Linked DNA regions of Homo sapiens: region 1 is linked to region 2. Evidence: chromatin contacts called from ENCODE Hi-C or POLR2A ChIA-PET data. All regions are on one chromosome and are shown on one strand. The core of a region is the stretch at or near the end of the contact, and the rest is flanking DNA. Distances in the headings are between cores, read along the strand shown.

Region 1 (4,754 bases), core at 200-2,699, 140 kb before region 2:
ATTGATCCCTTTTTTTTTTTTTTTTTGACATGGAGTGAGTCTCTCTCTGTCGCCCAGGCTGGAGTGCAGTGGCGTGATGTCGGCTCATTGCAACCTCCGCCTCCCAGGTTCAAGCGATTCTTCTGCCTCAGCCTCCCAAGTAGCTGGGACTACAGGTGCGCATCACCATGCCCAGCTAATTTTTGTATTTTTAGTAGAGACGGGGTTTCACCATATTGGCCAGGGTGGTCTCAATTTCTTGACCTTGTGATCCACCTGCCTCGGCCTCCCAATACTGATCACTTTTTAAAGTGTTCTAAATGCATGTTACATTGCTTTCTTAATCTAACTATACTGAGCAGAGTTTACACTTTATACTGAGCAGAGTTTACACTTTATTTGAAGTTTCAGAAATAGCATTCAGAACATCTTCTTTTGTACAACACAGCAACTTCAGGGGCTCTTCAAGATTTCCCAGGTTACTAGGTTCTTAAGGTTCACTCTTTTAAGAGAGTTTCTTTCTTTCCCATTGTCTAAGTCTAGACTAAGATCCAAGTTTACTTCCAGCATTTCTTTATCTTTATCCTTCTTCATTTGCAGCTTCTTCTTGTTTATGCTTTGGGAAACCAGATGAAGAAACTGGTCCAAATTACAGTATACCTAAAAGGAGAATTTACAGGGTCTCTGTGGCAGAATGGAGTTCCCGCTTGTAAATAAATATAAAAGTTTTAGTGCAAAAAGATATGCAATCAATTTTTACTGTCATCATATCTGTTAAAATTATTGTTGATTTCTCTCAGCAATGTTCAATACAGTTGAGGTTTCTGGATAAGTTATCTAAGTATATACGGAGTATGGTCATACATTAAAAAAATACAAAAGGTTTCAGACAGCATTTAATGTCATTCTTCAAATTCTTATTAAAATTGCATCGTATTTATCTATAGACAATAATTATCCACCTAACTTGTTTGAATGTTCTATAATAATGCAAAATGTCTATGATTGCAAGAAAAGTGAGTTTTTAAAATTTTTGGTCTTTTGGTGTGTTTTTTTCTCATTGTAACTGAATTGCCCAAAAATATAAGCTTGGTAAAAGCTTATTACCTCAAGAAATATTTCATGTCAAAACAGAGCACATGTTAAAGTAAAAACAATTCTTTAGAGTGAGAAAAACATTATAGCTATAAAAATAATTAAAGAGTTTTGACTATTAAAAATGTAACCTTAAGTCATTAAATGTTCATTACTCATTCAAAGTTCTTGCAGTTGGGAATTTACTGATGGCCTATTTGCAGTTAATTTTGAGGTTTAAAGTAAATGAACTTACCAGATATAACCCTTTGGAGTCCTGGTTAGAAAACAAAAACCATGCAGCTACTCCCATAGCTCTACAAACCTGTGGTGCTTTCAAGCGTCAATGGCGGAACAGAATGAGTAAGAGCAGAGACAAGGGGGCAGTGACTAAGGGACTTTAAGTCATGAGTCTAATTCCCCTGGGACATAGCTAGCCTTCACACAGAAAAAACAAAACAGAAAATCTCCACCAAAAAGAAGCATTCTTCGATCTCAAGCAACATCCCTAACTCATCCAAAGTGGTCATTTGTCCAAGGGGGACTAGATGAGACAGCATCAACCCAGAAAAATTAAGGAGCATCTGGCAGATGGGGAATCCCAAACGGCAGCCTCGCTAACAGAGTAAAACACATTTGTGAGAGACCCACAATGGAACATTTCAGTCCCTTTAGAAAGTTTCAGAGGTGGCAGACTTTGTAGTAGCTGAGAATTTGTGTTTAACTAAAAATTGGAAGATTATATATACTTATACCCACAAAGTATTAGGCAAATGGTAAAAGTTTTAAAATTATTGATACTGTGGTAAAATTTACATACCTGAAATGCATTACAATTCAGTGACATTGCATGCAGTTTTAAAATAACTTAGCTATATTTAGTTTTTCTAGTTGAAAACAAGCGTTTTTTTTTTTTTCAACCTCAGTGCAACAGGAAAGTGAAAAACAAAACAAAAACCCATAGTAAGTTGACAGTAATCTGATTGGGTAACTGATTTTTCTTCTGTTTCGAGAGTTATTTAGTTATTTAAGAGTTACTTAAAGAGTACAAGATTGAATTTGTAACTTGAATTTCCAGATTTAGCTAGAGTGGCTTACAAAAGCATGAAAATGGCCAGGCGCGGTTGCTTACGTCTATAATTCCAGCACTTTGGGAGCTGAGGTGGGTGGATCACTTGAGACCAGGAGTTGGAGACCAGCCTGGCTAACATGGTGAAACCCCGTCTCTACTAAAAATATAAAAATTAGCTGGGTATGATGGCGGATGCTCTAGTCCTAGCTACTCAGGAGGCTGAGGCAAGAGAATCGCCTGAACCCAGAAGCCAGAGGTTGCAGTGAGCCGTGATCCCGTCTCCAAAAAAACAAAAAAGAAAAGAAAAAGAAAACATGCTGTTTCCACAGAATTAATTTGTTACAATCAAACATAGTTGCTGTCCTATGTTTATTAATATAATTTCATCATCATCATATTTTCAAGTTACTCTTCCTAAATTTTTTTTACCTGCTTCTGAATCTCTGTTCTTTGGTTCCCACTCTTCTCTTTGCCTCATCTCCCTCACTGAATTGTGTGTTTCATGAAAGGAAAGTTTGTTTCCTATTTAGGGTTGTGGACAGAAGATTGGTAAAATTTCTTGACACCTACTATTGAATCAAGTTTACTTAATGTAAAACATTGGTGTTCCCAGTTATTTGTAAATCTACAAAAGATTTACAGTAGAAGAGGCAAAGCCTGTGAAGTGTCAACATAAAGGCTGCTGCTGCTGTCAACATCTGTTCCCCCAACTGCATACAGAACTCTAATGGGGCAGCCCATGCCTCCTGAAATCTGTTACCAAGAAAAAAAAAAAAAAGCCTAATAGTACAATACTTTTTATTTCTTAAGCCACAACAATAGTGAAACTGTATGTGTTCTTTTGCAGTTTTTTTTCCATTCTTCATAGGAAAGATGCTAAAGTATAATTTCATTTAGAATACCATATATAAATTATATATAGATGTCCTTTAAGAATTATAAAAATAATGAAAATTATATTTATCCTTTATGTCTTATGTTTTCCTTAATATTTCCTAAAGAATTGTTATATATCAGAAAACAATTCAAAATATTCAGAATTATTAGCCTCTTAACCACTGTGTTTATTAGCTTAAACTAGTAATAGAGAGCAAACTGGCTTTTCTTCTTAGCATAGGTTTTTGGAAACTTGAACTCAAAAATCAGTAAATTCAAAAGGAGTTATAGTTTCAGAGTATTTGGCATAATATATTTGAAAAGAATATTCCCTTCACTTATCTTTGTTTGCATTAGACTTGTGTTAATTATGTGATTCCTCTCCATAGCCTCAATAATAAAGAGATCTCAAGTTGGAATGTATAGTTCTATTTTTCATAAGTATCATTTAAAAACCGATTTATAAACCCTATGACTTATGAAATATTTGTGAACAAAACACCCAATGCCACTGGAATAATTCAAATGAAAGAGGGTCTTACATTGAGCAATTTGTCAGTTTAATACCTGCCCTTTACAATTGCTCTGCGGTTGACCCTTTAGTCGTATTTTGAGTTAGCAGATGAAAATAAGGTTTCCCTTGAAGTAGTGGTTGCTAAGGGCAACTGGTACTGACGCCGAAGACGAATACTCTATCTCCTTAGTATAATGCCTACTTTGTGAGCTAAATAAAGAGCTAAATTGTAGAGAAGAAAGTTGTACAAATGTGAAATATCAAGAAAGGAATAGAAACAGGAATATTAGAGATGGGAAAATAAGAAAAAGAATTACTATAATCACTTTTTTGGTAACTGCCTGGCATTTTGGACAGATGTCCTTATCTCCTGGGCACTCTGCATTTCCACCTTTCATAGCTGGAAAATTAACATTGTTCACTGGGGCAAGACTTTCTTTTGTAATATGAATTCATGTCATTAGTTCTTAGTGGATTTTGACAAAATGGAGGTGAGACTGTGATAGAAATATTTGTCAACTTTTTAGGCTTGGATTTTCAAGCATAAATATTTTGTGTCAGTAGAATTGCTTTATGCTATTTGGACAACTTGTAGTGTGCAGGGTCAGTTATCTCTAACTCCATGTCAGTACAGATTGTTTTATGAACATGTTGGTTTAATGAGAGAGTCTTCATATAGAATGTGTTATAACAGTGTTCATAATTTCTTCGACCAAATTGCACTTAATGTATTCATTGCTGTGATTTCAGAAAGGTTTTTAAAAACTTCATTGTATCCTAGGCAATGCTGTTTCTAAAGGGTGAGTTCATTACTCCTTTATGAGCATCTGCTCGATGCCAGGTGTTTTGCCTGTCTACAAGAAGCCCACAGACTGGGAAGATGGACATAAAATCAAGTAATTACAGATGAGTACACTGTAAGCTATAATCAAGGCATAAATTTGATGCTATAGGAGCACAGAGTGAGAAACATTCACTGAGTAAGTCACATTTAGCTTGCAGGATGGTTTGGAGTTTGCAGGTTGTGCGAGAAACATCTGCCTGCAGCAGCATTCCTTCCATGATTATCAAGGTTCATGCAACTGATCTGTTTCATTGCATGTATTTGAATGTCTCTTTCCTTCCTCTACACTTCTAGAATTAATTTGTTGGTTAAGGAAGATAACTCAGCTAGAGGAATCAGTGGGTTTTTTAATATGAGACTCTGCAAATACATTTCTTGTAAGTGTGAACATTTTG
Region 2 (4,584 bases), core at 553-3,052:
ACTGATGCTCATCAGTTTTCTCATCAGTTTTTCTGTTTTTCACTTGGCATTTATTGATATTTTCTATTGCCTGAGTAATTTAAGAGCCTGCAAAATTAACCTGCCTTTCAATTTGCACATGTACTTATTATGGTAAAATCAATATTTTCATCCTAGGATTGGTCATGTACTTTGCAGCCTAATGATAAGGAGAAAAATAACCTCAGAAGAGTGAAGCTGTGCTGGCCAGCAATGGAGATTTGATAGGGAAGAAAGGTGTCATATCACCTGGATATAGCCAACTAACAGCTTGATATATATGATTCCAAGCCAAAACCTACATTTAGTCTCTCTCTCTTTCTTTCTCTGTCTCTGTGTGTGTGTGTGTGTGTGTCTCTCTCTCTCATCTTTATACTATAGATTATAAAATTTGGATACGTAAATAGTCATCCCACTTATTTCTAACACAATTCTGTGATAATAATGCCTTTTCAGTGTGTAGCTTTCATTGTTTTCAAAGCACCTTTATAGCCCTTCTCTCCTTTGATCTTTACAACAACCCAGAGAAGTGGGCAGGAGAGACAGTAATCTTCCCATTTTGACACATGAAGAAATCTCTTCAAGCTTCACTGTCTTTGAGGACCTCTGGGTAATGATGTCATCTGTCCTGAAACTGCCAGATGACTTTTGCTCTAGAAGAAGGCTAGGGAGAAAAAAACAAAACAAAACAACAACAACAACAAAAAAACGAACATTTAGGCTGGGAGACTGGGCTGTCTTTTCCCCCTTCACCCCTAAAAATCTACTTTGCAAAGAGAGCAACATCCACTCACCATCCCCAACACTTTCTGTTCCCCTTCCCTGATTTCTATTTTTTCCACAGCACTTACTACTTTGGGTTGTGCTGCACTGTATTTCATTTATTTACTTACTGTACTTGTTGTCTGGCTTCCCCACCAGAATGTAAGATCCTTGAAAGTAAGTATTTTTGTTTGTTTTATACATATCTCCCCAGCAACAAGAACAGTGCCACTGGTAGAAGGCATAAGAAAATGCCAGAATGAGTCACTGAGTGCAGACTGGAACTGGGAACAGGAACAGTTAGCTGGTGGTCCACAGGGAAGGTTCTCTCCTTTTCCTTGGTGACAGTGAGAAGTCTTATTTGCAAGAGGAAGAGAGCATGACTTAGAATAACAGTTTGGCTTTAGGTGGGACCTATACTATGCAACATGTGGAACTTGGAGGGCCTTGGAGAAGCTGAGCTTGGGAGCAGGCTCACTTGCCTGGGGAAGGGAAGTCTCTCAGCCCATTCTTTAGCCACCTAGCAATAGTTGTTAGTCAGTCCTGTTTGTCTACCCACACTAGCACATGGGAGGCACTGTATTTGTCAAATGAATGAATGATGAATGAATGAAACCAGTCATTTATATATTGAAGTAAATCAGTGTCATGGAATGTTTTATGTTTAAATGAAGAGAGAAAACTTTAATCAGATTAAATATAGGAAGGATATTTGGGATCTAGAAGGCCAACCCAGTTGTTCAATCACAGTTGCCTCCATGGGGGTCAACCTTAAGCGTTGTGCCTGCAAGCAATCACACTTCTCTGGTGGAAAAGCCATTCTGATTCTGGGGCCCTTTTTCCACCATTTCCCTTCATCCACAGCAAGGAGCTTCAGCTCTGGAGACTGTAATTTGCACAAAGCAATTCAGGGTATAAAAGCAAAACTACACACTTGCAAGGTAAAGATACCAATTCATTCGACTCTAACCATCAAAAGATACATATACACATATATGACATGAGGAATACTTTAGTCACCAGTTACCCTTCCTGCAAGATTAGTCATTAGATCCCATGATAGGCCTTGTTAATGCCATGGAGAGAAAAGAGATAATTATAATGAGTTAAATTTAGAAACAACAGTCATTTTTTGTGGATTAGAAATAGTGAAAGTCAGTGTCTTTCTATCAGTCTTTCACATCAAAAGCTACAGGAAAATCATAAGAAATAATGAATAGAAGAAATATGTACTATTTCTAATTGAAAAATGTCTTTTATTTCAGCTCCCTTGTATGGCTACCTGCTTAAATATATTCATGCTTATGTTTAATGTCTCCTATAGGTTCCTGCTATAATCTTCTTTTTTTTAATTGTTCTTGGGTTTTAAAAAAATGTTTGTTTGACAAATAATAATTATACATTTTCATGTGATAGATAGTGATGTTTCAATCCATATAATGTATAATGATCAGAACAGGGTAATTTGCATATCTATCATCTCTAATATTTATCATTTCCTTGTGTTAGAAACATTCAGTATATTTCTTCTAGCTATTTGAAACAATATAATACATTATTGTTAACTGTAGTCCTTCCACAGTGGTATAAAACATTATAACTGATTCCTCCTATTTAGCCATAATTTTTATATCCTTTGACAAATCTCTCCCTATCCCTCCCTTCCCCCTACCCTCCCAAGCCTCCAGTTTCCTCTGTTCTACTTTATACTTCCAAGAGATCAACTTTTTTTAGCTTCTGCACATGGGTGAGAACATGTGGTGTTTAACTTTATGTTCCTGGCTTATTTCACATAACGTAATGTCCTCCAGTTCCATCTATGTTGCTATGAATGATAGGAATTCATTCTTTTTATGGCTGAATAGTATTCCATTGTGTATGTATGCCACATTTTCTTGATCCATTCATCTGTTGTGGTACACCTCAGTTGATGCTGTATCTTGGCTATTGTGAATAGTGTGGCAATAAACATGGGGGTGCAGAAGTCTTTTTGATACAATGACTTTCTTTCCTTTGGATAAGTTCCCAGTAGTGGCATTGCTGGATTATATAGTCATTCTATTTGTGGTTTTATGAGAAACCTCCATACTGTTCTCTAGAGTGGCTGTACTAGTTTATGTTCCCAACAAGAGGTATAATATACAGTTCCCTTTTCTCCACACCCTCACCACCATTTGTTATTTTTTGTCTTTTTTATAATAGCCATCCTAACTGGGGTAAGAAGATACCACATTGTGGTTTTGATTTGCATTTTCCTGATGATTAGTGATGTCAAGCATTTTTAAATACATTTGTTGGCCATTTGTATATCTTCCTTTTATAAATGTCTGTTCAGATAATTTGACCATTTTTTACTCATATTATTTGGGTTTTTGCTGTTGATATGTTTGAGTTCCTTGTATATTCTAGATATTAATCCCCTATTGAATGAGTAGCTTACAAATATTTTCTTCCATTCTATAAGTTGTCTTTTTGCTCTGTTGATGTTTCCTTTGCTGTGCAGAAGCTTTTTAGTTTTATATAATCCCAGTTGTTTATTTTTGCTTTTGTTTCCTGTGCTTTCGAGGTCTTGATCATAAAATATTTTCCCAGTCCAATGTCCTGAACTGTTTCTCATATGTTTTCTCCTAGTAATTTTATCATTTCAGGTCCTACATTTAGGTCTTTGATCCATTTTGAGTGGATTTTTATATAGGGTAAGAGGTGGAAGTCTAGTTTTATTCTTCTGCATACGGATATCCAGTTTTCCCAGCAGCATTTATTGACAAGACTGTCCTTTCTCAAATGAGTGTTCTAGGAACCTTTATTAAAAATCAGTTGGCTGTAGATATGTGAATTAATTGTTGGGTTCTTTATTCTGTTCCATTCTTCTGTGTGTCTGTTTTTATGTTAGTACTATGCTGTTGTAGTTCCTGCAGGTTTGTAGTATATATTGAGGACTGGTAGTGTGGTACCACCATCTTTGTTCTTTTTGCTCAGGATTGCTTTGGCTACTCAGAGTCCTTTGTGGCTCTATTCAAATTGTAAGTGTTTTTTTCTATTTCTGTGAATAATGTCATTGGTATTTTGATAGGAATTGCATTGAATCTGTAGATTGCATTGGGTAGAATTGTCATTTCAACAATATTAATTCTTCTAATCCATGACCATAGGATCTTTCCATTTGTTTGTATCCTCTTCAATTCCTTTCATTAGTGTTTTGTAGGGTTCCTTATAGAGGACTTTCACCTTCTTGGTTAAATTTATTGCTAGGTATTTTACTTTTTTGTAGCTATTGTAAATGAGATTGCCTTCTTGATTTCTTTTTGTTAGTTCATTCATGTACAGAAATGCTACTCATTTTTGTATATTAATTCTGTATCCTGCAACTTTACTGAATTCGTTTATCAGTACTAAGAGTTTTTTGGTAGAGCCTTTAATTTTTCTTTACATAAGGTCACGTCACCTACAGAGACAATCTGACTTCTTCTTTTCCTCTTTAAAAAAAATCTTTGTACTACCTACCTCTATTTGTCAAAATGACTTTTTCTCCTTTATAATGTGGATGCCTCTTTATTTTGTTTGGTCTAATTGCTCTGGCTAGTACTTCCAGTACTATGTTGAATAAAAGTGGTGAGAGTGGGCAGCCTTCCTATTCTAGTTCTTAGAGGAAAACCTTCAGCTTTTCCCCATTCAGTAAGATGTTAGTTGTGGTGGTCTTTGTTTTAATACAACCTACAAAATAAAATACATTTATGTACATATCTACATATATACACACACATTAAACATAATGTGTATGTATACATATATAGATATATTTAT

What was found. A loop is a pair of places that touch in the nucleus more often than their neighbours do. ChIA-PET counts read pairs that join two places held with the same protein, here RNA polymerase II (POLR2A). Pooled maps may share reads with other maps.
Region 1: a loop to region 2 is called in a pooled map, with 3 times the contacts of the local background. The contact joins two enhancer-like sites. A Hi-C loop is called at or near these places in 3 of 37 single-sample maps with no recorded cell type and 2 of 50 pooled maps. POLR2A ChIA-PET finds 5 or more read pairs at or near these places in 1 of 52 experiments (naive thymus-derived CD8-positive, alpha-beta T cell).

Annotation. Positions count from the first base shown.
Region 1 is chr6:72,687,827-72,692,580 of GRCh38, forward strand. The region is part of intron 1 of KCNQ5 (potassium voltage-gated channel subfamily Q member 5); the gene reads left to right. Among named protein-coding and RNA genes, the nearest start is that of KCNQ5-IT1, 60 kb to the left of the region's middle. RefSeq lists an enhancer at 1,557-1,676. Within about 2 kb of position 1,450, at least 2 of the 41 ENCODE cell types and tissues checked have a DNase peak (open chromatin) inside an H3K27ac peak, as active enhancers do.
Region 2 is chr6:72,824,434-72,829,017 of GRCh38, forward strand. The region is part of intron 1 of KCNQ5 (potassium voltage-gated channel subfamily Q member 5); the gene reads left to right. Among named protein-coding and RNA genes, the nearest start is that of MIR4282, 140 kb to the right of the region's middle. RefSeq lists an enhancer at 1,014-1,063. Within about 2 kb of position 1,803, at least 2 of the 41 ENCODE cell types and tissues checked have a DNase peak (open chromatin) inside an H3K27ac peak, as active enhancers do.